Linked DNA regions of Homo sapiens: region 1 is linked to region 2. A link is a loop called in an ENCODE intact Hi-C map of the cell type or tissue named here. Cell type or tissue: K562. All regions are shown on one strand. Links, peaks and the distances in the headings refer to the core of each region. The heading gives the core; the rest is flanking DNA. Region 1 holds the start of OR8B2 (olfactory receptor family 8 subfamily B member 2). Region 2 overlaps LOC112268069 (a long non-coding RNA gene).

Region 1 (15,568 bases), core at 3,757-8,756, 60 kb after region 2:
CATACCCTTAACACTATACATGCTTGTGGATTCCACCTCAATAGAGATGTAGCAAAATGGTTGAGGGAATGGGAGCAGGCCCTCAAGTCAGGCTGAGTTTACATCCAGGCCTCTTAACTTTCTCTGAGACCTCAGACAAGTGATAGAACTTCTCTGCCCCTTATGTATGTATATTTGTATCTATATAACCTATGCATATCTACAAACTAAGGCTAATTTTAAAAAGCTATCTCATAGCGTTTTGTGGGAATTACATGAGTTAATTCACATAAAGTGTTAGAAATGTGCCTGACACATAATAAGAACCTGATAGGTGTTGGCACCCCTGCCCCTGTTACTCATCCATATATATAAAAATCAGGATTTATTGATCTTGGTACTTTTTACATTTTGGATAAGTTTTGGTTGTGGGGCTGTCCTGTGTAGCACAGGACTCACAGCACAGCATCCCTGACCTCACCCATTAGATGCCAGTGATATTCCCCCTACCATACAGACACACCAATCACTAAATCAAAATATTCTCCATTGTCAGACATCACCTGGGGAGCAACATTGCCCATATTTGAGAATCGCTGCTCTGTCTGTATAGCCTGGACTTCTGCCATAACTGTTTTTCAGAAAGTTCTACTTTATGTCTATTTATGTGTCTCAAGTTCAAAGTGCTCCAAATTGAATTCAGTGTTTTCTTAGGCTTCCCAGGGCTGCTCCTTCTCAGGTCATCATTTTATAAATTATTTTTACCACCGTCTGGGCATATAATCCACAAAGTAAACTTAAGCACCTCCTTCTCCCTTACTATCTCTTCCAGTCTCCAAGTCCCAGAGAATCCACCTCTTTGAATGATCTGGACTTTCTCTCAATTCTACAGCTTTCACAGTCCCTCTTCATCTCAAATTTGGATTACTCTAATGGTTTTCTAACTTAGACTCCTTAAAGGTGAGAATTTGGACCTTTCAGGTCTATCACCACCACTGAAAACACACACACACCTCCTCTTCCTGGCCCCCAGTACCAATTCCTACCAATAGGATTATAATTATAAATTCGGTTGTAACAATATTCCTCTGTTACATTATTAAGCCTATTTTTAAACACTATTCACAAAAAATTCATCAAGTACTGTAATTGTTTGTCTTTTTTTCCTATAATTCCATATATTTTTTCTTATTTCTTTATATATTCTTACCCTTTTTTTTTTTTTGTAAATCTCTTCTCAGTACATGCCGTCATGTAGATTCAACTTCATATTTTTTTATTTACTTTTTTTTTAGACACAGTCTCACTCTGTCACCCAGGCTGGAGTGCAGTGTTGTGATCTCACCTCCCTGCCACCTCCACCTCCCAGGTTCAAGTGATCCTCCTGCCTCAGCCTCCCACGTATCTGGTATTACAGGTGTGTGCCACCACACGCATCTAATTTTTGTATTTTTAGTGGAGACGGGGTTTCACCATGTTGGCCAGGCTAGTCTTGAACTCCTGACCTGAGGTTATCCACCCACCTTGGCCTTCCAAAGTGCTGGGATTACAGGCGTGAGTCTCTATTCTATCCCATGGACTTGTTCACCTGACTTTATAACAAAACCAATCTGCCTTGATTGTCACGGCCTTATACTAATTTTTAAAATCAGCTAATGTAAGTCTTCTTTGCCATTTAGGGTCCCTTAAGTAGGAGATGTCAAGAAATGATAAGACTTGCAACACATATTTTGTTATAAATGCCTATTAAGGATAAAACTGGAGGGAGCAAGAGTCAGCGATGAAGGCCTCAGACCAGGATGAAAGTCACCTACGAAAGGAGAAAAAAATGGAAAGATCGGTTAGGAAAATCTCAGACCATAGAGCAGTTCTAAAAAGTCTTGGTCAGGAGGATAGGAAGTCTCTAAACAAAGATTTCCTATCAGAAAAGACATATGTTAGATGGAAATTGCCAGCTCTCTTTAAGTCCCACCCACCCTGCTGAGTCATTGGTGGAGGGCATCTCAGAGTAAGAATGGACTCTGCCTAAACACCATGGTGGATCCAAAGAAGTGCAGCTATAGACTTTCAGTCAGCTATGCACCCCACTGCTGGGTCTCTTCATGGGGAGCTGAGCTGTTCTTCTCTGAGACTACCACACTCCACCTCCAAAAATATAAATTAAACCCCAAAGCTGTTCAGATTTATAATTGTCATTATTTTTGTATGTTATTAATTATTAATTAAAATAATACATTTATTATTGGTGTAAGAAGCAAGGTACTCCAATTCAGCCAGGCACAGTGGCTCACACCTGTAATCCCAGCACTTTGGGAGGATGAAGCAGGAAGATTGTTTGAGGCCAGGAGTTAAATTTTTTTCTCCAAATATTTAAAAATTAGGGAGGCATGATGGTGTGTGCATGTACTCCCAGCTACACAGGATGCTGAAGAAGTCCTCTACCTCATGCTGTACACAAAAGTTAATCTAAAAATGGACCAAAACCATACACACACAAAAAACTTAAACTATAGGCTGAAGTGGAAGAATTACTTGAGCCCGGGAGTTGGAGGCTGCAGTAAGCTATGATCGAATCACTGCACTCCTATCTGGGTGACAACCTTTATATAAAATGTGTTTCATGTCTTATTGGTGAGATAAAGTTTAAGTAGGCTCACAAAATATTTGTAGAAATATAGTTTATTAATATTAATATACATTCCTTATGATAAACCACACTGGATAAGGAAAATGTTGTATAAAATATTTCTACTAACAATGTGCAGTATTTACCTATAATGAGTAAAAAATAACATTTACAGTAGGAACTACATGCTTTTTTTCAAAATTTTCAGTGCTGTTTTAGACAGTAATAAATGAAGTTTTATAATGTAAACTATATTCCCCCTTATTGGAATCCTGAGGTGCACATGTATTATTTCTCTAATCATCCTCTGTTAATGCTGCCTTTGGCAATAAAAGGTGGAGATACACATATTCTCTGCTGTATCAAATGGACTGGAATGATAGAGGTTCTCAAAAGCAAACGGCATGTGGTACAAATTTTGCCATTCTCAAAGGGAACAAGAAAAGTCAGAATAATAAAAGGCAAAATGGTGACAACATAGAACAAAAGGACAAGATCAAGGGGAACTGATTCTGCTTTAAATTACCTACCATTTGTAGTGGATATATTTCATCAAATCCAGCTGCCTATATCTGTAACAATGTTGATAAAAATAAGAATGCTTCTATCATATTTGGCACTTCTGTGTTTAGGTGAGAAAGCTGTGACTTTGACATTTTTATAATTCATGAAATTTACCACATTTTTCCAATTAAGAATAGCCCAGGAGAGAGGAAAGGTAGAAAATGATGAAGAAAAATATCAGTGCATATGTTCCCTTTACAAATATGCCATGACCTCTTTAGTAATATTGCGAGAAGTGCCAGAGATGCAAAAACAAAAAAGAAGACACAAGATGATCTCATAAGAGAAATGATAAGACAAGTTTATTAAATCACACATAACACCATCTGTAGAAACAACAAAATCTCTTCATGAAAAACACTAATAAAAATTTGAAGTCCTTCAATTGTTTTACATCATTACTGCTTCTAATTAGAATATATTTCTCCTCTGAATTTTAATCAGAGCTTTCCTCAGTGCAACTTTGACATCCTTGTTCCTCAAACTGTAGATGAGGGGATTGAGCATGGGCACCACATTAGTGTAGAAAACAGAAGAAACTTTTCCCTGCTCCATAGATCCAGAAGAATATTTAATATACATGAATGCCGCTGACCCAAAAAACAGAGACAGAGCAATGACATGAGAGCTACAAGTACTGAAGGCTTTTGATCTTCCTTGAGTGGATTTGATATGAAGAATGCTAGTGACAATGAAAACATAAGAAATGAGGATGGTACAACTGGGTACCGTGATATTAGTACCCACAACAATGAGAACAACCACCTCGTTGACATAGGTGCTGGTGCAGGAAAGCTGGAGGAGGGGGAGTATGTCACACAAGTAATGGTTGATGATATTAGCACTGCAGAAGGTGAGTCTAAGCATGCACCCGGTGTGGGCCGTGGCTCCAGCCAATCCCATTATGTAAGCAGCAAAAGTGAGCATAGAACAGACCTGATGGGACATGGTGACCTTATACAGCAATGGATTACAGATGGCCACATAGCGATCATATGCCATTGAAGTCAACATGTAACATTCAGAGATGACGAAAAAGAGAAAGAAAAACAGCCGAGTCATGCACCCAACATTGGAGATAATATTCTTTTTTGACACAAAGTTCATTAGCATTTTGGGAGTGAAAACAGAGGAGTAACAGAGATCAATGAAGGAGAGATTGAAGAGGAAATAGTACATTGGTGTGTGGAGGTGAGAATTTAGACCGAAAAGAGTGATCAAGCCAAGGTTGCCTACCATGGTGACAATGTAGATCACTAGAAACAGGAAAAAGAGGGGTTGCCGGAACTCTGGATGATCTGTTAATCCAGCAAGAATAAATTCAGTCACTAAGGAGTTGTTTCTAGCCAGCATTTTTTGTCTTCAAAAATCTGGGAAGACAAAAGAAAATTCTATTAGGAACACAGATTTCTTTTTACAAAATCTCATTAATGAGGAGGGGACTCAGGCTGTAGGAATTTGGGTGAGTTCTTTGTTTCATGGGATCTGAATGTACTGAATGTACTGCCACTCCCACTCCTCAACATTTCAGTCAGTGTCTTTTGTCTGTACAGACTGAATGTGACAAACAATTGCTCCTGTCCTTACTAGAAGACACAGAGGTGGAGTAGCTGAGGCACAGGCCTACCTGCTGTTGAGCTTGGGTTATATGGATGTGTCTCATCTCCCTCACTTCCATCTGTCCCTTCACTTCCTAGTTTCTACTTATGTTTCCATTATTCTACTAGACACTTCAATTTCCCTGTGATGACCACCAGGTAAGGGAGGATTCCTTTAGGGCGGAGACCATACTGATATTCTGTTTCCTAGACAGGGGTCTCCTATAGGGTTTCTAGATACCTTACTATAAGAATCCATGAAGTCACCGGGTGATAAAAGAAGACCCTTAGTAGTCGAGGCCTTATGATTCACCACATACAAATCACATAAGTGTTTCTACACATTCTCCTCTATTCCATCCTAGCTAGACAGAGGATGAAGAAAGGAAGCTGAATGTGCTTTCACAGGTCTTTGTAGGAAGGCATAAGGGAAACATAATTAATTTGGGTACAGTTATATTAGTTGTTAAGTTTGTAAAATTTTACCAAACTGGTATTTTTATGACCCTTAAACTCTTCTATATGTATAGCACATGTCAATATATTTTTAATAAAGAGACAAATCTCCTTTCCTGGCATTCCTCTGTTCTGGATGTGTCACTTGGAACTGCTATTGCTATCCTGATACCAGGCTGAGAATGAAGCCAACAGAGAGAACAGTGTGAGAAAAATGCAAGCCCGAGAGTCAGAGCTCCATACCACTAAGTTTCTTGCTATTGAATAAATACTTTTCCCCATTTTTCAGCAACATCCAGGAGAGAGAAATAGAAACTTGATTAACTCACCTTCCTTCCACTCAGAGAACTCAGTGCTGACCATTGATATGTGTTTCACCTCCACTGCCCTGGAGGTAGAACTGGTGGTGAAGGTATCTACGTTGACCACATGTAGTCAAAGAATCTTCTTCTCCCTTACCTGGCAAAAGCATTGAGCATAGATCTCAGAATCTGAATGTTCTGGGAATCATTCTGAGGTGTAGATCAAACTATTTATAAATTTGCCAAGAGGGTTTGTTAGAAAATCAGACTTCACACCAGACCCACCATGTCCACCGTCATAGAGACATGGCATTTGCTCAAGGCTCATAATTCTTAGACCTGATTACATACCAACAGTAAGTCTCTCTCAGGACCTCCCCTACCATGACACACTCTGCAGGGAAGAAATTATATGCCTGTGTTTACAGCCTAACTTGTTGTTGTAGATGTAAACTTTTCATCAGGGATTATACAATCCACAGGGCATAGGAGAAAGAGCCTCTGCTGTCATGTATAAAGATGTAAACATAAAGATTGTCAGAATTTTTGCTAATTATAATTATCGGCAGTGTTAGCTTTAACAAGTATGTATGTATAATTTAGTAAAGTTTATTGCTATGCTCATTTTTAATATTGTGAGTCCTTTTAAATAATCCATTTTTAGTTTTGCATACTTTATAGGCAAAAAGAAAAGAAAAAGAATAAAGAAAAGGATACTTTTAATTGATTTCAGATTTTTTAAATAAAATTTTGTGTAACATAGAATGATCCTTTATTTCATCAAAATTTAATTATCTTGGGTTGCTCTAACTCAACATGTCTTTGCCTTTAACAGGTTAAAATCAAATCTGTAAGAAAAATCACTAATCATGTGCCCTCATTTTAAGACAGTATGACTTCAGAATTTCCCGGTAGGTAGGAATTTGTGCTTGTGAGAAGGCATCTATATTTTTTACCTTTTTATTTTAAAATTATTAGAATCACAAGAAGTGGCAAAAGTATATGTAGATTCCCTTGGACACTTCACCCAGCTTCCTCACACAGAGACATCTTCCACAACTGTAGGACAATAGCAAAATCAGGAAACTGACATAGGTTCAATAATGTTAAAGAAACTACAGACCTTATTCAGCAATTTAACATGCGTGTGTGTGTGTGTGTGTGTGTGTGTGTGTGTCTGTGTGTGTGTGTAGATCTATGCAGTTGAATCCTATGTACCTATTTATGTAACAAAAACCTAAGTCAGGATACAGAATTCTTTCTTTTTTTTCTTTTTCTCTCTCTCTCTTTTTTTTTTTTTTAAAGACAGGGTCCTACTCTGTCACCCAGGCATGAGTGCAGTGGTGCAATCACAGCTCACTGCAGCCTCAACCTCCAGGACTCAATAGATCGTCCCACCTCAGCCTCCCAAGTAGCTGGCACTACAGGCACATGCCACCACACCTGGCTAATTTTTTAATTTTTTGTAGGGATAGGGGGTCTCACTATGTTACCCAGGCTGGTCTTGAACTCCTGGTCTCAAGAAACCCTCCTGCCTCAGCCTCCCAAAAGTGTTGGGATTACAGGCATGAACCACCATGCCTGGCCTCTAATTAATTCTTAAACAGACTTTTAAGCATTCCATTTGTTCTGCCCCATCCTCACTTCTTCCAGAAATATCTGCTGTCGTGAAATTGTGAGAATGTTGGAGACTGTGTGTAAATCAGGTGTGTTCTTGGTTTTCCCAGTTCTATCATAGGGTCAGATGTTGTAAGAATGCCAGTGCAGATACTGCTTGTTTATCTACTGTCTAATTTCCAAAATCTGGGAGTTGTTCTAATTCTACCTTTTTTTTTTGTCCCTGGGAGCGAACACCATTTTTATTTTTATATATTTATTTATTTTTTTCCCTTCTGATTTGCTTCATTTTTTTATTTTATTATTATTATACTTTAAGTTTCAGGGTACGTGTGCACAATGTGCAGGTTAGTTACATATGTATACATGTGCCATGTTGGTGTGCTGCACCCATTAACTCCTCATTTAGCATTAGGTATATCTCCTAAAGCTATCCCTCCCCCCTCCCCCCACCCCACAACAGTCCCCAGAGCGTGATGTTCCCCTTCCTGTGTCCATGTGTTCTCATTGTTCAATTCCCACCTATGAGTGAGAATACGTGGTGTTTGGTTTTTTGTTCTTGCGATAGTTTACTGAGAATGATGATTTCCAATTTCATCCATGTCCCTACAAAGGACATGAACTCATCATTTTTTATGGCTGCGTAGTATTCCATGGTGTACACGTGCCACATTTTCTTAATCCAGTCTATCATTGTTGGACATTTGGGTTGGTTCCAAGTCTTTGCTATTGTGAATAGTGCCGCAGTAAACATACGTGTGCATGTGTCTTTATAGCAGCATGATTTATAGTCCTTTGGGTATATACCCAGTAATGGGATGGCTAGGTCAGATGGTATTTCTAGTTCTAGATCCCTGAGGAATGGCCACACTGACTTCCACAAGGGTTGAACTAGTTTACAGTCCCACCAACAGTGTGAAAGTGTTCCTATTTCTCCACATCCTCTCCAGCACCTGTTGTTTCCTGACTTTTTAATGATTGCCGTTTTAACTGGTGTGAGATGGTATCTCATTGTGGTTTTGATTTGCATTTCTCTGATGGCCAGTGATGGTGAGTATTTTTTCATGTGTTTTTTGGCTGCATAAATGTCTTCTTTTGAGAAGTGTCTGTTCATATCCTTTGCCCACTTTTTGATGGGGTTGTTTGTTTTTTTCTTGTAAATTTGTTTGAGTTCATTGTAGATTCTGGATATTAGCCCTTTGTCACATGAGTAGGTTGCGAAAATTTTCTCCCATGTTGTAGGTTGCCTGTTCACTCTGATGGTAGTTTCTTTTCTTGTGCAGAAGCTCTTTAGTTTAATTAGATCTCATTTGTCAATTTTGGCTTTTCTTGCCATTGCTTTTGGTGTTTTAGACATGAAGTCCTTGCCCATGCCTATGTCCTGAATGGTAATGCCTAGGTTTTCTTCTAGGGTTTTTATGGTTTTAGGTCTCACATTTAAGTCTTTAATCCATCTTGAATTAATTTTTGTATAAGGTGTAAGGAAGGGATCCAGTTTCAGCTTTCTACATATGGCTAGCCAGTTTTCCCAGCACCATTTATTAAATAGGGAATCCTTTCCCCATTGCTTGTTTTTCTCAGGTTTGTCAAAGATCAGATAGTTGTAGATATGTGGCGTTATTTCTGAGGGCTCTGTTCTGTTCCATTGATCTATATCTCTGTTTTGGTACCCGTACCATGCTGTTTTGGTGACTGTAGCCTTGTAGTATAGTTTGAAGTCAGGTAGCGTGATGCCTCCAGCTTTGTTCTTTTGGCTTAGGGTTGACTTGGTGATGCGGGCTCTTTTTTGGTTCCATGTGAACTTTAAAGTAGTTTTTTCCAATTCTGTGAAGAAAGTCGTTGGTAGCTTGATGGGGATGGCATTGAATCTATAAATCACCTTGGGCAGTATGGCCATTTTCACGATATTGATTCTTCCTACCCATGAGCATGGAATGTTCTTCCATTTGTTTGTATCCTCTTTTATTTCATTGAGCAGTGGTTTGTAGTTCTCCTTGAAGAGGTCCTTCACATCCCTTGTAAGGTGGATTCCTAGGTATTTTATTCTCTTTGAAGCAATTGTGAATGGGAGTTCACTCATGATTTGGCTCTCTGTTTGTCTGTTATTGGTGTATAAGAATGCTTGTGATTTTTGTACATTGATTTTGTATCCTGAGACTTTGCTGAAGTTGTTTATCAGCTTAAGGAGATTTTGGGCTGAGACAATGGGGTTTTCTAGATATACAATCATGTCATCTGCAAACAGGGACAATTTGACTTCCTCTTTTCCTAATTGAATACCCTTTATTTCCTTCTCCTGCCTGATTGCCCTGGCCAGAACTTCCAACACTGTGTTGAATAGGAGTGGTGAGAGATGGCATCCCTGTCTTGTGCCAGTTTTCAAAGGGAATGCTTCCAGTTTTTGTCCATTCAGTATGATATTGGCCGTGGGTTTGTTTTAAATCCCTTTTCTATCACATTAGTGACTTTGGGCAAAGAATACAGACAATGCATTGACATTAAGACTGCCATCTTTAACCAGAGTCCTCCAGTTGCATTTCTAGAACAATGCCTAGGAGCACACCAAGCTTACAGGAGCCCGGAGATTGGCATTTCAAGCTCCCAGGACTTGACCAGATGTATTCTGCTCAGAGTTGATGATGCATGAGGCCTAAAATCCCATAAATTATCTTTATTTTAGAGATTCTACTGATTTATTTCATCAAATGACCTTCTTTTTTGCATTTAGGTTATAATTACTGTGAACACAGAAAGTAGGCCCTGCCCATAGGATTCCTCAGTCTAATCAGAAATATAACCCAGGAAATTAAAATTGAAACTTGTACCTCCTTTAGTTATTGTTTGCCAATCAGAGTGTGAAATTCTTTTTTTTTTTTTTTTTTGAGATGGAGTCTCGCTCTGTCTCCAGGCTGGAGTGCAGTGGAGTGATCTCGGCTCACTGCAACTCCACCTCCTGGGTTCAAGTGATTCTTCTCCCTCAGCCTCCCAAGTAGCTGGGATTACAGGTGCGTGCCGCCACGCCTGGCTAATTTTAGTATTTTTAGTAGAGACGGGGTTTCACCGTGTTGGACAGGATGGTCTCAATCTCTTGACCTCATGATCCGCCTGCCTCGGCCTCCCAAGGTGCTGGGATTATAGGTATAAGCCACTACGCCCAGCCTAAATTCTTTATCTACCTTCTCTCATATCACCCTTATGATCACCCTCTGAACCAGACACCCCTATCTCACATATAAGAAATCCAAAACTAAGAGGGATAATCAATTGTTTCAAAGTCAAAATGCATACTGGTGGAGCAAGTTTTATACTTGGTATCTATGAATGGAAAATTGCTTTATTTAATGACTACACTATGCAGAATTGTGTTATACAATGTAGAATGTGCTACTATGCAATCTTTACAAAGTACATTGGGGTTCTTTCCATTTAAGTGATAGGAATAAGACAGCTTACACCAAAAATGTGTGTAAAACTGGTAAGTCAAGGATGTGGATGACTTCTTGTATGCTGGACAAAGTAGAATCAAGTCATATCATGAGTGAGTGTGTCTCTTTTCACTTTTCTCCTGCTTAATTCTACCAGGGTTTTAATCTTAGATGGGCTCTCACATGTAGTTTTTGAAAAGGAGCCCCCCAGAACTCCTAGGTTTAATTATAACTTCAGGGATAAAAATTGATTGTTAAAAATCATTTTGGCAGAGAAAAACTATAGTTACGTTAATATTCCAGACTAATCAGGAAGTTGGACAGCTCTGACACGAGGGTTTGACATGTGCTAACTGGACAAGTTTATAGTCTATGACATGGACAAGAGAGTCCATAAAAATCACATACAGTGTGTTCCATGTATCAGAAAAGATCCTGCCAAAAAAGCCAGTAGTATGCTATGCATTTCCTAAAGAGGATATTTAAACAGAGAATTAGTTATACAGATATTGGAAGGGGGAAAGAGCAAAACATTGGCACAGAGAAAATATGAAGACTAATAAAGTGTGGAAAATAGCTACCACTCCCAGAACTCGTGGAAAAATAGAAAGGGGATGCATAACCAGATTCTCAAATGTCAGAGAAGCCCTGTAGGATTGGCGCTTGAATTAATTGAGGTATGGAAATACCCCACAGCTTGTGCTTGGCCCTCTCAAGTAGAGGCTCCACTCAGAGACTGCTGGGACTAACAAGGAAGGAGACCAACCAGAAGGCCTGATAAATGCTTGACTGGGACAAAGTCTAGGTAATGTAGTGAAAGAGGATAGGCACAAATTCCAGGCAATGCAATGAGGGGGGATGGAACAGCTGGTAAGGGAGTGCTATCCAGCTATTCACTATACTTCTAAGAGATTACAACAAATTAAGCACATTGGCAGGTGTTTATTGATTTGCATGTCTTCCTTTAGGACAGGGGTGTCCAATCTTTTGGCTTCCCTAGGCCACATTGGAAGAAGAAGAATTATCTTAGGCCACACATAAAATACACTAGCACCAATGATAGCGGATCAGCCTTTAAAAAGTCACCAAAAAATAGCAAAATGTTTTAAGAAAGTTTACGAATTTGTGTTGGGCCATATTCAAAGCCATCCTTGGCTTGAGACCCGAAAGCTTGCTTTCGGATATGTCATTTGAATCATTTGTCTGTTTATTAAATGGTATTTTTTGATATATATTTTAAGTAATGAGTTGAGATATATATGTGGACACAATACTTTATTGAATATATAGTTACAAATATTTTTCTAGCCTGTGTTTGCCTATGAGAACTTTTCTGATAAATAGATAATCTCATTTTAATTAAGTTTATTTGTTTTTTTTTTTCCTTTGGGGCTTAGTGCTTTATAGAATAATGCTAAGAAATCTATGCCTGCACCAACACAATTTCATATGTTTTCTTCTAGAAGATCCATAGTTTAAGCTTTTTTGTGAATGGTTTTGGTCCATCTTTAGATTAAGTTTTGTGTATAGTGTGAGGTAGAGGTCAAGGTTTGGTGTTTTCCTTATGGATAGGCAGTACATCCAGCAACAATTGCTTCAAAGCCTTTTCTTTCTCAATGGAATTACTCTGTTCCTTGGTCAACAATCAATTGACCGCGTGAGTGAGGCTCTGTTTCTGAATCTGCTATTCTATCTCATAGACTTGTTCACCTGTCTTTATAACTAAACTAATCTGTCTTGATTATCACAGCCTTATGCTAATTTTTAAAATCAGCTAATAAGATCCAAAATTGACACCCTAACATCACAATTAAAAGAACTAGAAAAGCAAGAGCAAACACATTCAAAAGCTAGCAGAAGGCAAGAAATAAATCAGAGCAGAACTGAAGGAAATACAGACAAAAAAAAAACCCTTCTAAAAATTAATGAATCCAGGAGCTGGTTTTTTGAAAGGATCAATAAAATTGATAGACCACTAGCAAGACTAATAAAGAAAAAAAGAGAGAAGAATCAAATAGATGCAATAAAAAATGATAAAGGGGATATCACCACCAATCCCACAGAAATACAAACTACCATCAGAGAATACTACAAACACCTCTACGCAAATAAACTAGAAAATCTAGAAGAAATGGATAAATTCCTCGACGCATACACTCTCCCAAGACTAAACCAGGAAGAAGTTGAATCTCTGAATAGACCAATAACAGGATCTGAAATTGAGGTAATCAGTAGCTTACCAACCAAAAAGAGTCCAGGACCAGATGGATTCACAGCCGAATTCTACCAGAGGTACAAGGAGGAACTGGTACCATTCCTTCTGAAATTATTCCAATCAATAGAAAAAGAGGGAATCCTCCCTAACTCATTTTATGAGGCTAGCATCATCCTGATACCAAAGCCTGGCAGAGACACAACCAAAAAAGAGAATTTTAGACCAATATCCTTGATGAACATTGATGGAAAAATCCTCAATAAAATACTGGCAAACCAAATCCAGCAGCACATCAAAAAGCTTATCCACCATGATCAAGTGGGCTTCATCCCTGGGATGCAAGGCTGGTTCAATATATGCAAATCAATAAATGTAATCCAGCATATAAACAGAACCAAAGACAAAAACCACATGATTATCTCAATAGATGCAGAAAAGGCCTTTGACAAAATTCAACAACCCTTCATGCTAAAAAGTCTCAATAAATTAGGTATTGATGGGACGTATCTCAAAATAATAAGAGCTATCTATGACAAACCCACAGCCAATATCATACTGAATGGGCAAAAACTGGAAGCATTCCCTTTGAAAACTGGCACAAGACAGGGATGCCCTCTCTCACCACTCCTATTCAACATAGTGTTGGAAGTTCTGGCCAGGGCAATCAGGCAGGAGAAGGAAATAAAGGGTATGCAATTAGGAAAAGAGGAAGTCAAATTGTCCCTGTTTGCAGATGACATGATTGTATATCTAGAAAACCCCATTGTCTCAGCCCAAAATCTCCTTAAGCTGATAAACAACTTCAGCAAAGTCTCAGGATACAAAATCAATGTACAAAAATCACAAACATTCTTATACACCAATAACAGACAAACAGAGAGCCAAATCATGAGTGAACTCCCATTCACAATTGCTTCAAAGAGAATAAAATACCTAGGAATCCACCTTGCAAGGGATGTGAAGGACCTCTTCAAGGAGAACTACAAACCACTGCTCAATGAAATAAAAGAGGATACAAACAAATGGAAGAACATTCCATGCTCATGGGTAGGAAGAATCAATATCGTGAAAATGGCCATACTGCCCAAGGTGATTTATAGATTCAATGCCATCCCCATCAAGCTACCAATGACTTTCTTCACAGAATTGGAAAAAACTACTTTAAAGTTCACATGGAACCAAAAAAGAGCCCGCATCACCAAGTCAATCCTAAGCCAGAAGAACAAAGCTGGAGGCATCACGCTACCTGACTTCAAACTATACTACAAGGCTACAGTCACCAAAACAGCATGGTACGGGTACCAAAACAGAGATATAGATCAATGGAACAGAACAGAGCCCTCAGAAATAACGCCACATATCTACAACTATCTGATCTTTGACAAACCTGAGAAAAACAAGCAATGGGGAAAGGATTCCCTATTTAATAAATGGTGCTGGGAAAACTGGCTAGCCATATGTAGAAAGCTGAAACTGGATCCCTTCCTTATACCTTATACAAAAATTAATTCAAGATGGATTAAAGACTTAAACATTAGACCTAAAACCCCAAAAACCCTAGAAGAAAACCTAGGCATTACCATTCAGGACATAGGCATGGGCAAGGACTTCATGTCTAAAACACCAAAAGCAATGGCAAGAAAAGCCAAAATTGACAAATGGGATCTAATTAAATGAAAGAGCTTCTGCACAACAAAAGAAACTACCATCAGAATGAACAGGCAACCTACAAAATGGGAGAAAATTTTCACAACCCTCATGTGACAAAGGGCTAATATCCAGAATCTACAATGAACTCAAACAAATTTACAAGAAAAAAACAAACAACCCCATCAAAAAGTGGGCAAAGGATATGAACAGACACTTCTCAAAAGAAGACATTTATGCAGCCAAAAAACACATGAAAAAACGTTCATCATCACTGGCCATCAGAGAAATGCAAATCAAAACCACAATGAGATACCATCTCACACCAGTTAAAACGGCAATCATTAAAAAGTCAGGAAACAACAGGTGCTGGAGAGGATGTGGAGAAATAGTTACACTGTTGGTGGGACTGTAAACTAGTTCAACCCTTGTGGAAGTCAGTGTGGCCATTCTTCAGGGATCTAGAACTAGAAATACCATTTGACCCAGCCATCCCAATACTGGGTATATACCCAAAGGACTATAAATCATGCTGCTATAAAGACACATGCACACGTATGTTTATTGTGGCACTATTCACAATAGCAAAGACTTGGAACCAACCCAAATGTCCAACAATGATAGACTGGATTAAAAAAATGTGGCACATGTACACCATGGAATACTATGCAGCCATAAAAAATGATGAGTTCATGTCCTTTGTAGGGACATGGATGAAATTGGAAATCATCATTCTCAGTAAACTATCGCAAGAACAAAAAACCAAACACCGCGTATTCTCACTGATAGATGGCAATTGAACAATGAGAACACATGGACACAAGAAGGAGAACATCACACTCTGGGGACTGTTGTGGGGTGGGGGGAGGGGGGAGGGTTAGCACGAGATATACTTAATGCTAAATGAGGAGTTAATGGGTGCAGCACACCAGCATGTCACATGTATACATATGTAACTAACCTACACATTGTGCACATGTACCCTGAAACTTAAAGTATAATAATAATAAAAATAAATAAATAAATAAATAAATAAATAAATAAAATCAGCTAATATAAGTCTGCTTTGTCATTTAGGGTCCCCTTAGAAGGAGATGTCAAGAAATAGACTTGCAACACATTTTTTGTTATAAATGCCT
Region 2 (15,568 bases), core at 5,921-10,920:
TGTGACAGAGAGATTCCATCTCAAAAAAAAAAAAAAAAAAAAAAAAGCCATTTTAACTGGAGCGAGATGATATTTCATTGTAGTTTTGATTTGCATTTTTCTGATGATCGGTGATGTTGAGCACCTTTTCATATACATGTTGTCATTCTTATGTCTTCTCTTGAGAAATTTATTTCAAATGTTTTGCTCTTTTTAAAATCAGATCATTAGATTTTTCCCATAGAGTCATTTAAGCTCCTTATATATTCTGCTTATTAATCCCTTTTCAGTTGGATATTTGGCAAATATTTTCTTCCATTCTGTGGGTTATCTCTTCACTTTTGTTGATTGTTTCCTTTGCTGTGCAGAAGCTTTTTAATATGATGTAATCCCGTTTGTCCATTTTTGCTTTGGTTGTCTGTGCTTATGGAGTATCCCTCAAGAACTATTTGCCCACTCCAATGTTCTGAGAATTTCCCCAATGTTTTCTTTTAGTAGTTTCATAGTTTAAGGTCTTGTATTTAAGTCTTTAGTCCATTTTGATTTTATTTTTGTATATGGTGAGAGACAGGGGTCAAGTTTCATTCTTTTGCGTATGGATATTCAGTTTTCCAGCATCAAGTATTGAACAGACAATCCTTTCCCCAATGTATGTTGGCTCTTTTGTCAAAAATGAGAATATGTATGGATTTGTTTCTGAGTTCTCTATTCTGTTCCATTGGTCTTTGTGTCTGCTTTTATACAAGTACCATGCTCTTTTGATTACTATAGCTTGTTGTATAATTTGATTCCTCCAGTTTGGGAGGTAATGTGGTTCCTCTAGTTTTGTTCTGCTCAGGATAGCTTTGGCTATTCTATATCTTTTGTGGTTCCACATACATTTTAGGATTGTTGTTTCATTTCTGTGAAAAAATGCCAGTGATATTTTGATAGGGATTGCACTGAATTGGTAGATTGAGTGCAATGGGTAGTATGAACATTTTAACAATATTGATTTTTCCAGTCCGTGAACTTGGAATAACTTTTTATTTGTGTGTGTGTGTGTGTGTGTGTGTGTGTGTGTGTGTGTGTGTTCTCTTTCTTTCATCGATGTTTTATAATTTTCATTGTAGAGATATTTCACTTCTTTGGTTAATTTCTAGGTATTTTATTTGAGTTGTAGGTATTGTAAATAGGATTACTTCTTAAATTTCTTTTTCAGATTGCTCACTGTTGGCATGTAGAAATGCTACTGATTTTGTATGTCAACTTTATATCTTGCAACTTTACTGAGTTTGTTCAGTAGTACAAAATGAATTTAAACTTTTCTGAACAATTTGAACTTCTCTGAAAAGTTCAAAAAGTCCAGAAAAAAAGTTCAAATTGAATTTGAACTTTTCCAAATCAGTTCTAATAGTTTTTTTTGGTGGCATCTTTAGGCTTTTCTAAACATAAGATCATGTCATCTGCAAGCAACGATAACTTGACTTCTTCCTTTCTAATTTGGATGCCCTTTCTTTCTCTTGTCTGATTGCTCTAGTTAGGACTTCCAAACAATTAGTTCTGATTTATGGGAACTTGTAAAGTGGAAGAAAAAGAGAAAGGGAATAAAAGAGATTATAGGAAAGGGGGAGTAGGCATGTTCAGATAGTGGAAAGGATAAAAAGAGATGGAATAGAAAGTATCAGAAGGTGATGAAATGAATGGATCATAAAACCTCAGTGTTAGCAATGAACAAAGGGATCAGTTTGGTCATATTCTTAGCCAGCATTTGATTCTTCTCAGAAATATTCCAGACAGAATGGTTGAATATTCTGTCTGGAATATGTACTTAAATCCCTACTGCTGGATAGTTCATAAATTCCCAAGATAGCTAATTATTTTTTGATAGTTCTGATTTTTGGAAGAGTCTTCTTTAGCCTACTTGTGCTCTGTGGCAAGAACTACTAAAACCTCAATAACTAGCCTACAGCCCTTCTGTGTGTAACTCCTATGTGTAACTTAATTATCCTCTAATATCTGTGAGCAATTTCTATCCTCTTGGCTTTATTTTCTAAGACATTTTATGATCTGAGATTCTATGATGTATTTTTCTCCCTGTTTATTGCCTTTCTTTCAGGCTAAAACCTAAATCTAATGAAGGCAAGGAGTTTGTGACTTTTGTTCATCTCTTTATCACCAGTATGAGGAATAGTGACAGGTATGTAGTGGGCATTCAATGAGTATTCCTTAAATGAATGACCCAAAGAATAAACAAATCAATGAATGTGTGATTTCAAGTTGCTTCATCATGGCCATGCGTCTCAGAATATATTTCAGAATGCCAGTGGCCTCTTAAATAGTAATATCAACAAAGTAAATTACTTTCAAGTGGACACAGTCTAATTGCTGTTGTGCAAGTGATAACTAGAATGTTCCTCATTCTAAATACTAAAATGTAGCTAATGCAGACAAGGTAACAGTAACTTTCTAGGTAGTTATGCTTTTTACTTATATTGTCAAAAATCCTTAATTCTCTGGAGTTAAATAAAGTTTTTCCCACTCTCTCCATTTTTATAGAAGTATAGAATCTTATATTACCCATGTACATTTTTAAAATCTCATTAAATGCGACTATCACTCCAGCCTTTAAAAGTCTTTGTGAATCATGCTCTGTCATCCATTAAATCAACTATTTCAAGGCTGAGGATCGTGACTCAGGCTTCTAATTCCAGCACATTGGGAGGCCAAGTTTGGAGGATTACTTGAGGCCAGAAGTTCAAGACCAGCCTGGGCTTTCAAAAGTAATATGTTCAATAAATTGTTTTTAATGTTTATTTGCCCTTCCTCTTCTGTCATCTCCCATTTCTCTAATACATTTTCGAAGATTATATTGACCATCAGAAAATTTTGTTTCATAATCTCCAAAAATGTCTTAATCATTCTCTAATATAAAATATACATTTTTAAGTGATGATAATTTTTCTCTCTCCGAGAGAGACAGAAACTTACAAAGATCCTATAACAACTTTTTATATGGTTTATTTTTTCTGGCTGCCAATGAGAACCCTCTTTGTCAGGATGACTGCCTTCCCCTAGTCATCTTCTTCAGTGCATTTTTCACATCCTTGTTCCTCAGGCTATAGATTAGAGGATTCAGCATGGGGATTATTGTGATGTAGAACACAGAAGACACCTTCTCTTTTTCCATAGTAGTGCTGGAAGGGGGCTTGAAATACATGAATGTTATAGACCCAAAAAAGATGCCCACAGCCAAGAGATGGGAGCTACAAGTGCCAAAGGCTTTGGATTGCCCCTCAGTGGAATGAATACCAAGGATACTAGAGAAAATGAAAGCATAAGAGATAAGGACCGCCAGTGTAGTTGCTAAGGTATTAACTCCTCCAATAATGAACAGCAGAATCTCATTGATGTGGGTGCTGGAGCAAGACAGAGTCAATAAGGGGAGAATATCACAAAAATAATGACTGACCGTATGAGACCTACAGAATGACAACACTGACATGCGGGTAGTATGGACTGTGGCCCACAGAAAACCCAGTGAGTATACCACAGCCATCATTATGGAACAGACCCTGTGGGACATGACAATATTGTAAAGCAGTGGGCGACAGATAGCAACATAACGGTCATATTCCATGGCTGTCAGAAGGTAGCCTTCTGCAATTACAAAAATAAGGAAGAAATAAAGTTGAGTAATGCATTCCAGAAAGGAGATAATGTTCTCCTCTGGAACAAAGTTCACCAGCATCTTAGGGGTAATGACAGAGGAGTAGCAGAGATCAATGAAAGACAAATGACTGAGAAAATAATACACTGGAGGGTAAAGTTGAGAACTGAGAGCAATTAAGAAGATCATGCCCAGGTTCCCCACCACTGTGACCACATATATTCCAAGGAACAGGAGGAAGAGTGGCAGTTGAAGTTCTGGGCGTTGTGTCAAGCCTGCCAGGATAAACTCAGCCCCTGAAGAATGGTTTGAAGTAGCCATGTCTTTTAAGGTATTATGTGTAATAAGAAATAAGAGAAAAGAGAGACATTAGATTTATTTTCTGATTCCCAAAGCAGAATGACATGCCCCATGTTGGTTGCTTCCATTCCTGAGAGCCTCATCTGTCCCATGATTGCCTCTTTTCAGGGACCTCTTACAAGATCAAGGGCAAATATTATGAGTATAACCAAGAACCTTGATTTCACCCAAAACCCTGTTGAATGCTCCTCTTTTAGTAAGAGTCCTCCCATTTTGTTTCCAGGCTTATGCCCATAATTACCTCACTGCTGGAGGAAGCACAAACTTTCCAAATCTAATTAGTTTGTCATTGCTACCATTAAAACAACACTGCTTACCTTCTTTATCTGAGCATATGCCAATAGAACCTTCAGACTTTGTTACAACATGGCTTCTAATCCAGCTCTGATGATATAAAAGTAGTCCATTTCAGTTTCCTTACCCATCAACATGAATCAACATAATTAGCATTTGCTAAAACTAGGAAATAAGAAACATAAAAGACGTCTATAAAGAGACCTTAGTACAAAAAAAAAAAGTATGGAAATGGTTCTAATCAATTCTGACCCTCATTAGCTCACTTCTGTTCTTTGAATGGAAAACTTGAGTGGGCCAGGAGATTCTTGTACTCAGTGTGGATGTGGTTGACAGAAATGTTGTGCCAAGGGCTATCCTGAGATTCTAGTTTAGATCTTTCCTGTTCCAGAAACAGCAAAGAAGCAAAGAAGTAAGGCTGACTTTCAGGTGTAAGACCTGAACCATCAGCAACTCAGCGCTTCCCTCCTTGGCCCTTTCCTGCTATCCATTATTCATGGCCAAACTCTCACTGACCTTTCTCTTTCAAAGCTGTGAGATCTGAACTGGAGATTTCTTATTCCCTGACTTCGTTTCCCCTAAAGTTTAAGCAAAGGATTCAGGGTGTGTTGCTTTCAGCTGAAACACTGTATATTACCTAAGACATCAGGTTTCATAATTTTTTTCCAAAGTGAGAAAAAATGTCAAGGGAGGAAAAACTCCATACATAGAGTGAGATGTTGTTTGCTTTTATTTTGCATAAAAACATATTTTTATGATCACAAACAAAAATTTATAAAAATTTGCTTCTACAGTGTTTTAAGGGTACTCAATATGTATATCGATTTAAAAGCTGACAGGTGGGGTGTTATCTCCAAGAGCACTTGAGAAGACAGCCATGTTTCTGAATTAGGGGAATTAGAGAATACTCTAAGAGAAAGAGAATCAGAGTTACCAGAATGCAACTCTAACAAGCCCTGTTACGGGAAGTTCAGGAATTCTAGATTTTTAGCCTTACTTGGAAAAATATTCTACCAAATGACTGAATTAGCCAAAAAGAGAATTTGTTGAAGAAAAATAGCAGAGAGCTTATTTAGAGAGAGACAGTACACTCTGGAAAGGTGAGACAGAGCTGGCTGCTGAAGGGGAGTGAGCCAGCAGCAGCTTGAGAGTTCTGCACTGGGTTTTTGAGATGATGTCCGACACTTTCTTGAAGTTCCCACCTCTGTCGTGAGCCTCTGCCTTTTCCTTTGTCCAGGTTCCTGCTTCTGCCTTAAGTCCCCTTCTCTTCCCTGCCTAGTTCCCATGCCAGGCTTGTGGAACCCTCCCTTACTATTGGCTGATGTGCATGCATGGACCCTGTGTTGGATATGAATCCTGCCTAACAGCCGCATTGCCACCCAAGGGAGGCTGCTTAATAATAGGTCTAGTGATTGAAGCACATTCTTTCCTATATCCGTAACATTTCTATATTGATATATTCCCAAATTATTTTCATCACAGAACTATCACAAATAATGCCTAGAGTATTTCTTTTAGAAAAGACTATCTCAATAAAGTAGAAAGGTTAAGAATTTAAAATTACGTGCTATGGAATGAGAACTTTACCCTCTTTATTACTCATTAAGCTAAGCATAATGATATATAACATACTACTTTTTTTACTTTAAATTCTGGTGTACATGTGCAGAACGTGCAGGTTTGCTACATAGGTATGCATGTGCCATGGTGGTTTGCTGCACCCCAAATGCATTAGGTTTTAAGCCCCAAATGCATTAGCTGTTTGTCCTGATGCTCTCCCTCTACAAATTTATACCATGAGATTGTATTTATACTTTCTTCTCCCACAGACATCAAGAGTAATGACTACATTTATCATCTGGTGTGGTAAAGACAATCATCTCTTCCTTGCTATGATCTGAATTACTCTAAGTTTTTTAAAAGTGTTACCCTACCTCTGCCGATTCTCCTTTCTGTGAGCCATCTGTACTAGGAAGTTGTTCCCACATACTGAGGCCTTATTCTCAATCTTGTTCATGGATTAGTTTACTGTTCACTTGAGTATAGCTGTAATCAAAGTTTTATAACCTTATTGTATTGTGAAATTTAGCTTAAATACATATATAAAAATGTAGAAAATATATATACTTCCACCTACTATAAAATGAGCAGCTTTAACCACCATGCAGATCTATAAATAGAATATCACCAGCACCCCAGAGCCCTCTATGTGCCCCCTTTTTATTGTAGCTCCATCCATCCTTCCATTCTCTATCCTGATTCTATTGCAATCACTCTCTGGTTTTCGTTATAGCTTCATCACCTAAGTGTGGCTTCATTGGTTATCTGCATCTAGCCCAGAAAAGGGCAAAGAGAAAGTTAAAAGGGAACAATGTAGCCCTGGAATAGCATCCATCATCTCTAAAATAGTCACATGCCACACGGCACTGCAGGAGACACTGGGAAATGTGTGTTCTGGAAGAACAGTGAACAGCAACAATCTCTGACACACTGGGCTAATCATATTGGTGCCTACCAATTATCAATGGTTGGTTATGTGTCTTTTTGAGTCTTGACTTGATGACATTTTGCTGGCTCCTTTCTTTCCCATACCCCTACTTCTATTTTACAGAATGAGGTGTTGCCCCATTCTAGAATGGCAAATAAAAGCCAATTAGAGCTTTAAATCAAATGTGTTATAATTTTATCTTTTGACAAAACTAATGTACATTCACTGTGGATTATGTGTTTAATCAAAGCTTAATGGATAATGCAGAATAATTACAGTACTTTACAGAATGGCATACAAATTCGGAATAAAATGCAGTTTCTAAAACTTCTTTGACCATTTCCCACAGAGGGACCTTGCATTTATTGGCCATGTGTCTTCTTGGGTATTAACTTAATGACATTTTGCTGACTCCTTCCTCTCCCACGCCCCTACTCTCTAAATTACTAGTACTTACACATTCAAAATTCTCCTTTTTAAAAAATTTGGCTGAAAAGTCTCCCCTCTGTTTAACCCACTCACCTTTCAACTATACCAGCTCAACAGGCCTCCTCTTTCCCAACAAAAAGAACCTTCAAATGATTTTCCTAAACATACACACAAGATAAATGGAAAAACAATACCCTACCTGAGAAAAAGTCATGTTTCATTTCAGAACTAAGCAGTCAACATTCAAAATAGCAATTTTTTTATATATTGTACTTGCTGAAATAAAATAATAGAATGAAGTAGAAGCAAAGTAAACTAGAAAGAGTAGTCAATTTAAAATCAGAAGGCTAATAGCTTATTCTAAGTTTTTTCATTAAGAAGCTGGGTGACTATAAGTAAATCAATAACCACTCTGAGCCTCCCTTTCCTGACCATGCAATAAACACATATTGAACATCTGTTATATGCTACTTTGAAGGCACAAAGGTAAATAAGAAAACTCTTTGCCAAAGGAAGCATAATGAACAGTGTTTATAGATGCAAAGTGGGTTATAATTGATAGTCTTTATGAAACTTTCAATCTCTGGCATTTAAAGGAAACATCCATTTTCTCAGTAGAGGATGTAAAGATGAGAGTTAAAATAGATTGTCTAATTCATGTTTCCAACAGCAAGTGGCAAAAAACCATCCCAATACAACAATGTTGTTCTATTGTTACTTGGTTCATTTATTGTCAGGCTATTCATTTTTTCCAGTAGAAAACAAAATGAAGTTCAAAATGGCAATGAATAAAGAAACAGGTATAATAAACTTCTTCCTCAAAGTTATTACTCAACAAGAAAAAAGTGAGAAAAATAAATTATACAATGATTAAGAAAATAGGAAGATCTACTCTATAAAAAGTACAAATAAATTATCAAGAGAATACTCCAATGTCTTTCTTTCTTTTTCTTTTTTTGTTTACTTTAAGTTCTGGGTTACATGTGCTGAACGTGCAGGTTTGTTACATAGGTATACATGTATCATGGTGGTTTGCTGCACCTATCAACCCGTCATCTAGGTTTTAAGCCCCACATACATTAGGCATTTGTCCTAATGCTCTCCCTCCTCTTGTCCCCCACCCCTGAGAGGCCCCGGTATGTGATGTTCCCCTCCCTGTGTTCATGTGTTCTCATTGTTCAACCCGCACTTATAAGTGAGAACATGTGGTATTTGCTTTTCTGTTCCTGTGTTAGTTTGCTGAGAATGATGGCTTCCAGCTTCATCCATGTCCCTGCAGAGCAATGTCTTTCTTTCTTAAGAAAGAAACAAGATAAGAAAGTTGCCACTGAAAATATTTTAATTAAACCCACAGAATCTCCTTGTCCTGTAACTATATGCATGGAGAGAGATAGTTTCAAATGGAAATTTTCTCCAACTTAGGATTTTTCTCCAGGCAAGTTTAACATCATTGTTTCTTAAGCTGTAAATTGAGGAGTTTATCATGGGAACTACATCAATGTGAAAGACAGAAGATATTTTACCTTCATTTATAGTCCCAGTTGAGGATAATTTAAGACACAATGATGCACCTAATCCAAAGAACAGAGAAATGGCAATTTTGTGGAAACTGCAGGTGCTGAAAAATTTTGACCAGCCCTCAGTGAAGCTGATAGGATAATGGAGAGGTAAAAAAATAAGAGATAAAGATGGTGATACTGGGCACAGTGAAAATGATGCCTGCTGCAATGAAAACCATCAACTCACTGACGTAGGTGCTGGTGCAAGAGAGCTGGAGCAGATGAAGGGTGTCACAGAAGTAGTGGTTGATGGTGTTTGCCTCACAGGAGGTCAGTTTCAGCATGCACCTGGTATGGGCCATGGCCCCAGAAAAGGGCCAGAAGTAGGAACCAAGCATATGGCTGGAACACACTTTAGGGGACATGGCAATGTTATACAGAAGCGGGTTACAGATGGCCATGGCCACTAGTGATCAGAGACCATTGACGTCAAAACATAGCATTCAGAAATAACAAAAAAAAAAAAAAAGAAAGAAAAAAAAGCTGACATGCAACCCGCATAGGAAATAATATTCTTCTCTGTTATGAAGTTCATCAGCATTTTTGGAATAAACACAGAAGAATAAAAGTGGTCTATAAAAGCTAAACTAAAAAGAAAAAAGTACATGGGTGCATGAAAGTATGAACTGAACACAATCAGAGTTACCAAGCCCAAATTCCCCTACCCAGCAACCACACCCATTACTAGAAACAGGAAGAACAGGGGCGGTTGGAGATCTGTCTGGTCTTTTAACCCCACCAGAATTAATTCAGCCACAGTAGAAATATTTCCAGGAGCCATTCTTCTCTATGGAAAGCTGTGGACAAAGGAGAAAAGTGTTGCATTAGAGGACAACCCAGCTCTTCCCACAGTATTTTCTCCCACAATGTGGGATATTGTTTGAAACTAGCCCAACCTGGATCCTCAGAATCTGGCTTTACCAAAGTCATGATACTTGGGTGACACTGACTTAGGCTTTTTAGAGTCTTATTAAACTAGATAGAGCAAAGAGCAGTGCCACTTTAGCCTACAGCCAGTGCTGCCATATGCAAACATGATTGCTGAAAGACCAAGGGGTAAGGGAGAAGGGTGGACTAGGACAGAATCCGCATTCTCTCATCTCATCATTTCTTCATTCACTTGCGTCCTCCCGCCTCTCATCAATAAAATTAGAGGCAGAGGCCATAGGACATACTCATTGTCATCTGTCCTTACATCTAAAATTGGCCATGTGACATAGCCACATGATTAAAGGGAGAAGGGAAGCCATCGACTAGCTTCTGGAAAGGATTCACCTCGTGATAGATATAAAGAGAGGTATGTATGGAGAGCTGTATTTCTTGTTGCCTTGTTTCCATCTTTGGGTACAGTTGTGTTTAGATGTCATTCATGGAGCTATGACAGCCATTTTGTGATTGTGAAGTGATAAGCCTGAGGTCTAAAACTAGCAGACTGAAGACAGTGGCATGAAAAGCCCTGGTTGTTGATGAGAATTGCTTAGTTGCTAAATCAATCCTAGGACACGCTCCCTCCAGATTTATTGTTACATGAGGAAAAAATAGTTCCTAATTAAAATAGGTTTTTATTGGAACATTCTATAACTTGTTGCTAGAAACTTTCCAACTGATATCATCAACTGGAGGCTACGTTCTTGAGATATTTTTTAAAAAATGCATTATTTTAAGAAATGAACACCTTGGAGGAGATGATTTTCTTTTCAATAAATATTGAAGAGTAAAACTAATTCAGTATGATGAGTAGAAGAGTTGTACAGTTTCAGGTATTAACTTTAAATAAAATCTTTGGTTCTTCTTATTAGTGTTCCTTGCTTATTATACCATTGGGGTCCTTTTTTAACTTTTAGGTTCAGGGCTGCATGTGAAGTTTGGTTATATAGATCAACTCATGTCATGGGGGTTTTGTTGTACAGATTATTTCATCACCCAGCTCTTAAGCCTAGTACCCAATAGTTATTTTTTCTGCTTCTCTCCCTCCTCAAAATCATGCAATTACATGGAAATTAAACAACATGCTCCTGGATGACTTTGGGGTAAATAAAGAAATTAAGACAGAAACCACTGTGGTCTTAAAATGTAAACATTTTCCAACTTTTTCTGTATTTTTAATTGTGAGACACTGAGTTTAAAAAAATACTAAAAGTGCTTAAAAACACTTAAACCAATTAGAATAGTCCATTCATGATGTCTTATCAGCTACATGTTGAGCATCTCAAATCTGAAAATTCAAATTTTCAAATGCTTCAAAATCTAAAACTTGTTTTTCTTTCTTTAAACTTTTTTGTATTTTTCCATAAGTTATTGGGGTACAGGTGGTTTTGATCACATGAGTAAGTTCTTTAGTGGCGATTTGTGAGATTTTGATTTACCCATCACCTGAGAAGTATACACTGCATCCTATTTGTAATCTTTTATCCCTCACCCCCCTCCCATCCATCCCCCCAAGTCCCCAAAGTCCACTGTGACAGAGCAGGAGCACCATCATCTCAGTCACTTTAAGTTCCAGCTCCCTTTCTAGCCTCATGGATTTCAAGGAAATCACTTCTCTTCTAACTACAAGAAGCCAGAAAGAGCAGACAGTAAAACACAGATAAGACAGCTCGGGCACAGAGGAAGGTGGGAGGAAAGTCTTTTGGGTAACTGCCAAACTTCAATAGTCCCCAGTAAAACAATGGGCCTTAATAAACACATTCCTTTCCCTTCAGGTATGCTAAGATAGGAAAGCTAAAAGCAGACTCATGGGGTATTCCTGCAGCTGCAGAAAGATGTATGGGAACAGACACACAACTCTCCCTCCCAGATGAGCACAACAAAGAAACACAGAAGCAGTCCAAGCCTCTGATAAGCTCTCCCACCCTGAATCCTTAAAGAAACTGTCTGTAAGAGAGTGTGGCTCTGACCTAACTCAGCCAGAAGCCCCTCTCAGGTTTGTTTTCTAAAATAAACCTGTCATTGTTGACTGTTGAGCCACACTTTGTATTTCTTTCCTCTTTCTTTAATTCTTACATATTGTATCATTCTTATGCCTTTGTGTCCTCAAAGCTTAGCTCCCACATATCAGTGAGAATACACGATGTTTGGTTTTCCATTTCTGTTACTTCACTTAGAATAAGTCTCCAGTCTCATCCAGGTTGCTGCAAATGCCATTAATTCATTCCATTTTATGGCTCAGTAGTATTCCATTGTATAAATATATCACAGTTTCTTTATCCACTCATAGATTGATGGGCATTTGGGTTGGTTCCACAATTTTGCAATTGTGAATTGTGCTCCTATAAACATGCATGTGCGAGTATCTTTTTTGTATAATGATTTTTTAACTCTGGGTAGACACCCAGTAGTGGGATTGCTGGATCAAATGGTAGTTCTACTTTTAGTTCTTTAAGGAATCTCCACATTGTTTCCCATAGTGGTTGTACTAGTTTACATTTCCTCCAGCAGTGTAGAAGTGTTCCCTGTTCACCGCATGGAACTTCCTCCAAGATAGAGCATATGATAGGTCATAAAATGAGCATCAGTAAGTTTAAGAAAATTGAAATTATATCAAGCATTCTCTCAGACCACAGTGAAATAAAACTGGAAATCAACTCCAAAAGGAAGATTCAAAACCATGCAAATACATAGAAATTAAATAACATGCTCCTGAATGAGCATTGAGTCAAAAACGAAATCAACATAGAAATTTAAAAATTCTTCAAACTGAATGACAGTAATGACAAAACCTATCAAAACCTCTGGGATACAGCAAAAGCAGTGCTAAGGGGAAACTTCAAATCCCTAAATGCCTACATCAAAAAGACTCAAAGACCACAAACTAACATTCTAAGGTCACACCTCAAGGCACTAGAGAAACAAGAACAAACCAAACCCAAACCTCGCAGAAGAAAGGAAGTAACAAAGATCAGAGCAGAACTAAATGAAATTGAAACAACAACAACAAAAAGAAAGATAAATGAAACAAAACACTGGTTCTCTGAAACTTTTTGAGCACCAACACAATGCTCAGAGAAAATGTTCATTGGAGCATTTGGATTTCAAATTTTCAGACTTGGCATGCTCTACCCCTAAATATGTAATGCAAATATTCCAAAATCTGAAAAGATAAGAAATCCACAACATTTCTGGCCCCAAGCATTTTGGATAAGGGATATTTAACCTGTATAACCAGGACAGAATCGTCATTCTCTCCTCTCATCATTGCTCCATTCACTTGAGTTTTCACTTCACCAGGAAAATTGGAGGTAGAGGCTTCAGCAACCTGGGTGCTGGCTTCTAATACAGATTAGACCCAGGTGGGATGGGAACAAAGAACACTGTTTCTAATCCACAAAGGACCAGCATCTAGAAAATGTTAAGTTACTGCACATGTCATAGAATAAAAGACCTACATCTAGAACAGGGAGAGTTCTGTTTATGGAGAGAAATAGTAGTAACTGAGGTACTACTCTCCCTAAGGTGCCTAATGTCTATGAATCTTCTCTGATCCTCCACCATTTTACTTAAGTGTCAGAAATGCACAAAATGGGAAAGAAAGTGGTGTATCTAAGTCTTAGATTACCGCTTAAAATGAGGAGGACCTATGCTAAGTGAAAGAAACAAGACGCAGAGAGAAACACTGCAGGATCTCACCTATACATGGAATCTAAAATAGTCAAATTAACAGGAGCAGAAAGTAGGGTATTTATGGGTTTCCAGGGGCTGGTGGGAGGGAAAATTTTTGCTAGATCTTAAAATTCTCCACATATTTTGGAATATAATCCATGGCAAAACAGAGGGAGCACTGGATCTTCAGGAGAAAGCCCTACAAATGTAAATTGCCATAAAAATAAGAATTTTCTTCTGTACCATAATGAATACAGTGTGAAAAATTAAGCTAATGCTCCCTATGAATTAAGGCGTGTAGCCATGTGGCTGAAGTGGTCCATATTACAGCATGGACATTTTCTCATGTGGAAATTAATGTTTCAGTAGTAACACAGGTAAATAGCACCCTCTGATGGGAACTATTGACTTAGATAAGATTTGTACTAATTAAAAGAAAAAAGATGTTCTAAGGAATAATCCAAATGAAGACTCTTAAGTAGGATAAAGCATTGAATTTTGCCTCAAAACTCAATTAAGATTCTTGGAATATATGTCTAATTTTAACAACTGAAGAAAATATTACAAAATGCAATCTGGTAGAAGAAAAGTTTGATAAGTATTTTGTACTCTCCTTTCACTTCCCCTTCTGTCACTATGAAAAGCATTTGAGCTCATGCGTTTTACAAGCTAAGGCAGTTCTTTCAGAGTGTTTCAAGAAAAGAAAGCACTGAAGAACTCTTCCTCTTTCCTCCCCACCTTCACTCTTCCTGTTCTGGATGATAACAAATGATGAATATAGTCATCTGCAAGCATTTTACCACCACCTGTACCTTTATTTTTATCTGTTAACCAATGGGAATAGTAGCCCTTAAAGAACAGATACCAAATTAGCTGAGTATGGTGGTAAGTGCCTGTAATCTCAGCTACTCAGGAGGCTGAGGCAGGAGAATTGTATGAACCCAGGAGGCAGAGGTTGCAGTGAGCCGAGATCATGCCATTGCACACCAGCCTGGACGACAGGGCAAGACTCCATCTCAAAAAAAAAAAAAAAAAAAAAAGATGCCAGTATAGTAAGAAGCTCATATAAATAACAATTGAAGAAACAAAAGAATTAGCGAATAGACACAAATTCACTGTACTTACTAGATTATACATGCATGCACGCATGCACACACACACATAATTTATGGTCAGTTTATTTTTGAGAGGGATGCCTAGACAATTAAATGGAGACAGAACAGTCTTTTCAACAAATGGTGCTGGAATAACTGGATGTTCATATTCAAAATAATAAATTGGACACCTACACTATAAAAATTAAAAGTATAATCATGCCTCTAAATGTAAGAAGTAATATTATAAAGCTCTCAGAAGAAAACATCAGAAAAGACATTATCAAGAGAGTTAAGAGACAATCCACAGAAGAGAAATGTTTTCAAATCATATATCTGATAGGATCTAGTATTCTGAATACACTGAGTATTGTAACAGCATAAAAATATTAAAAGACAACCCAATTTTAAAATAAGGACAGGATTTGATAAAACATTTCTTCAAAAAGATATTTAAAAAAGCAAATAAACACAGAAAAAGATGCTCCATATCACTGGTAATGAGGGAAATGTGAATCAAAAACACAATGAAATATTACCACACACAAACACTAGGATAACTATAATTATAAAAAATAAAAGATAATACCAAGCACTGGTGAGATGAGGTTGTAAAAGTTGTCACTGGTGGGAATATCAAATAATGCAGTCACTTTGAAAACCAGTCTAGCAGTACCACAAAACATTAAAAATAGAATTACCATATAACCCAGTGTTTTCTCTCCCAAGAGAAATGAAAACCTATGTCCACATAAAAGCTTGTATATGAATGTTCATTAGCACCATTACTCATAATAGCCAAGAACTAGAAAAATCAAAATATCCATTAACTGATGAATGGGTAAACAAAATGTGGCATATTCATACAATGGAATATTATATGATAAAAGAATGAAGCACATTTATAAGTTACAACATGGATAAGCCATGAAAACGATATGCCAAGCGAGGAAAGCCAGTCACAAAGAACATATGCTATATTACTCCATGGATATAAAATGTCCATAGCTGCAAATCCACAGACAAAACATCCCTAGAAAGTAGATGGGTCATTGTCCAGGGTCGGGGTGGAAGATAGGAGGACAATGGCTAAATGGTTTGGGGTTTCCTCTGGAGG

Evidence for each region. Hi-C counts contacts between places; a loop is a spot of excess contacts. Peaks named below come from ENCODE experiments on the same cell type or tissue, not always from the same donor. Only the 100,000 strongest peaks of a DNase experiment are listed, where the experiment ranks them.
Region 1: a loop joins it to region 2, with 3 times the contacts of the local background. A loop is called at or near these places in 2 of 110 quality-filtered maps.

Annotation. Positions count from the first base shown.
Region 1 is chr11:124,378,822-124,394,389 of GRCh38, forward strand. OR8B2 (olfactory receptor family 8 subfamily B member 2) reads right to left here and starts at 5,678. Exons shown (of 2, transcript NM_001005468.2): 1 at 5,553-5,678; 2 at 3,573-4,539. The coding sequence starts at 4,522. The coding sequence ends at 3,581. In K562, for the core only: no CTCF peak of the experiment used is centred there; no DNase peak of the experiment used is centred there.
Region 2 is chr11:124,316,249-124,331,816 of GRCh38, forward strand. LOC112268069 (a long non-coding RNA gene) reads left to right here. Exons shown (of 3, transcript XR_002957213.2): 2 at 2,078-2,158; 3 at 6,576-6,976. OR8D2 (olfactory receptor family 8 subfamily D member 2) reads right to left here and starts at 3,949. Exons shown (of 1, transcript NM_001002918.1): 1 at 3,014-3,949. The coding sequence starts at 3,949. The coding sequence ends at 3,014. It also overlaps the pseudogene OR8B7P. In K562, for the core only: no CTCF peak of the experiment used is centred there; no DNase peak of the experiment used is centred there.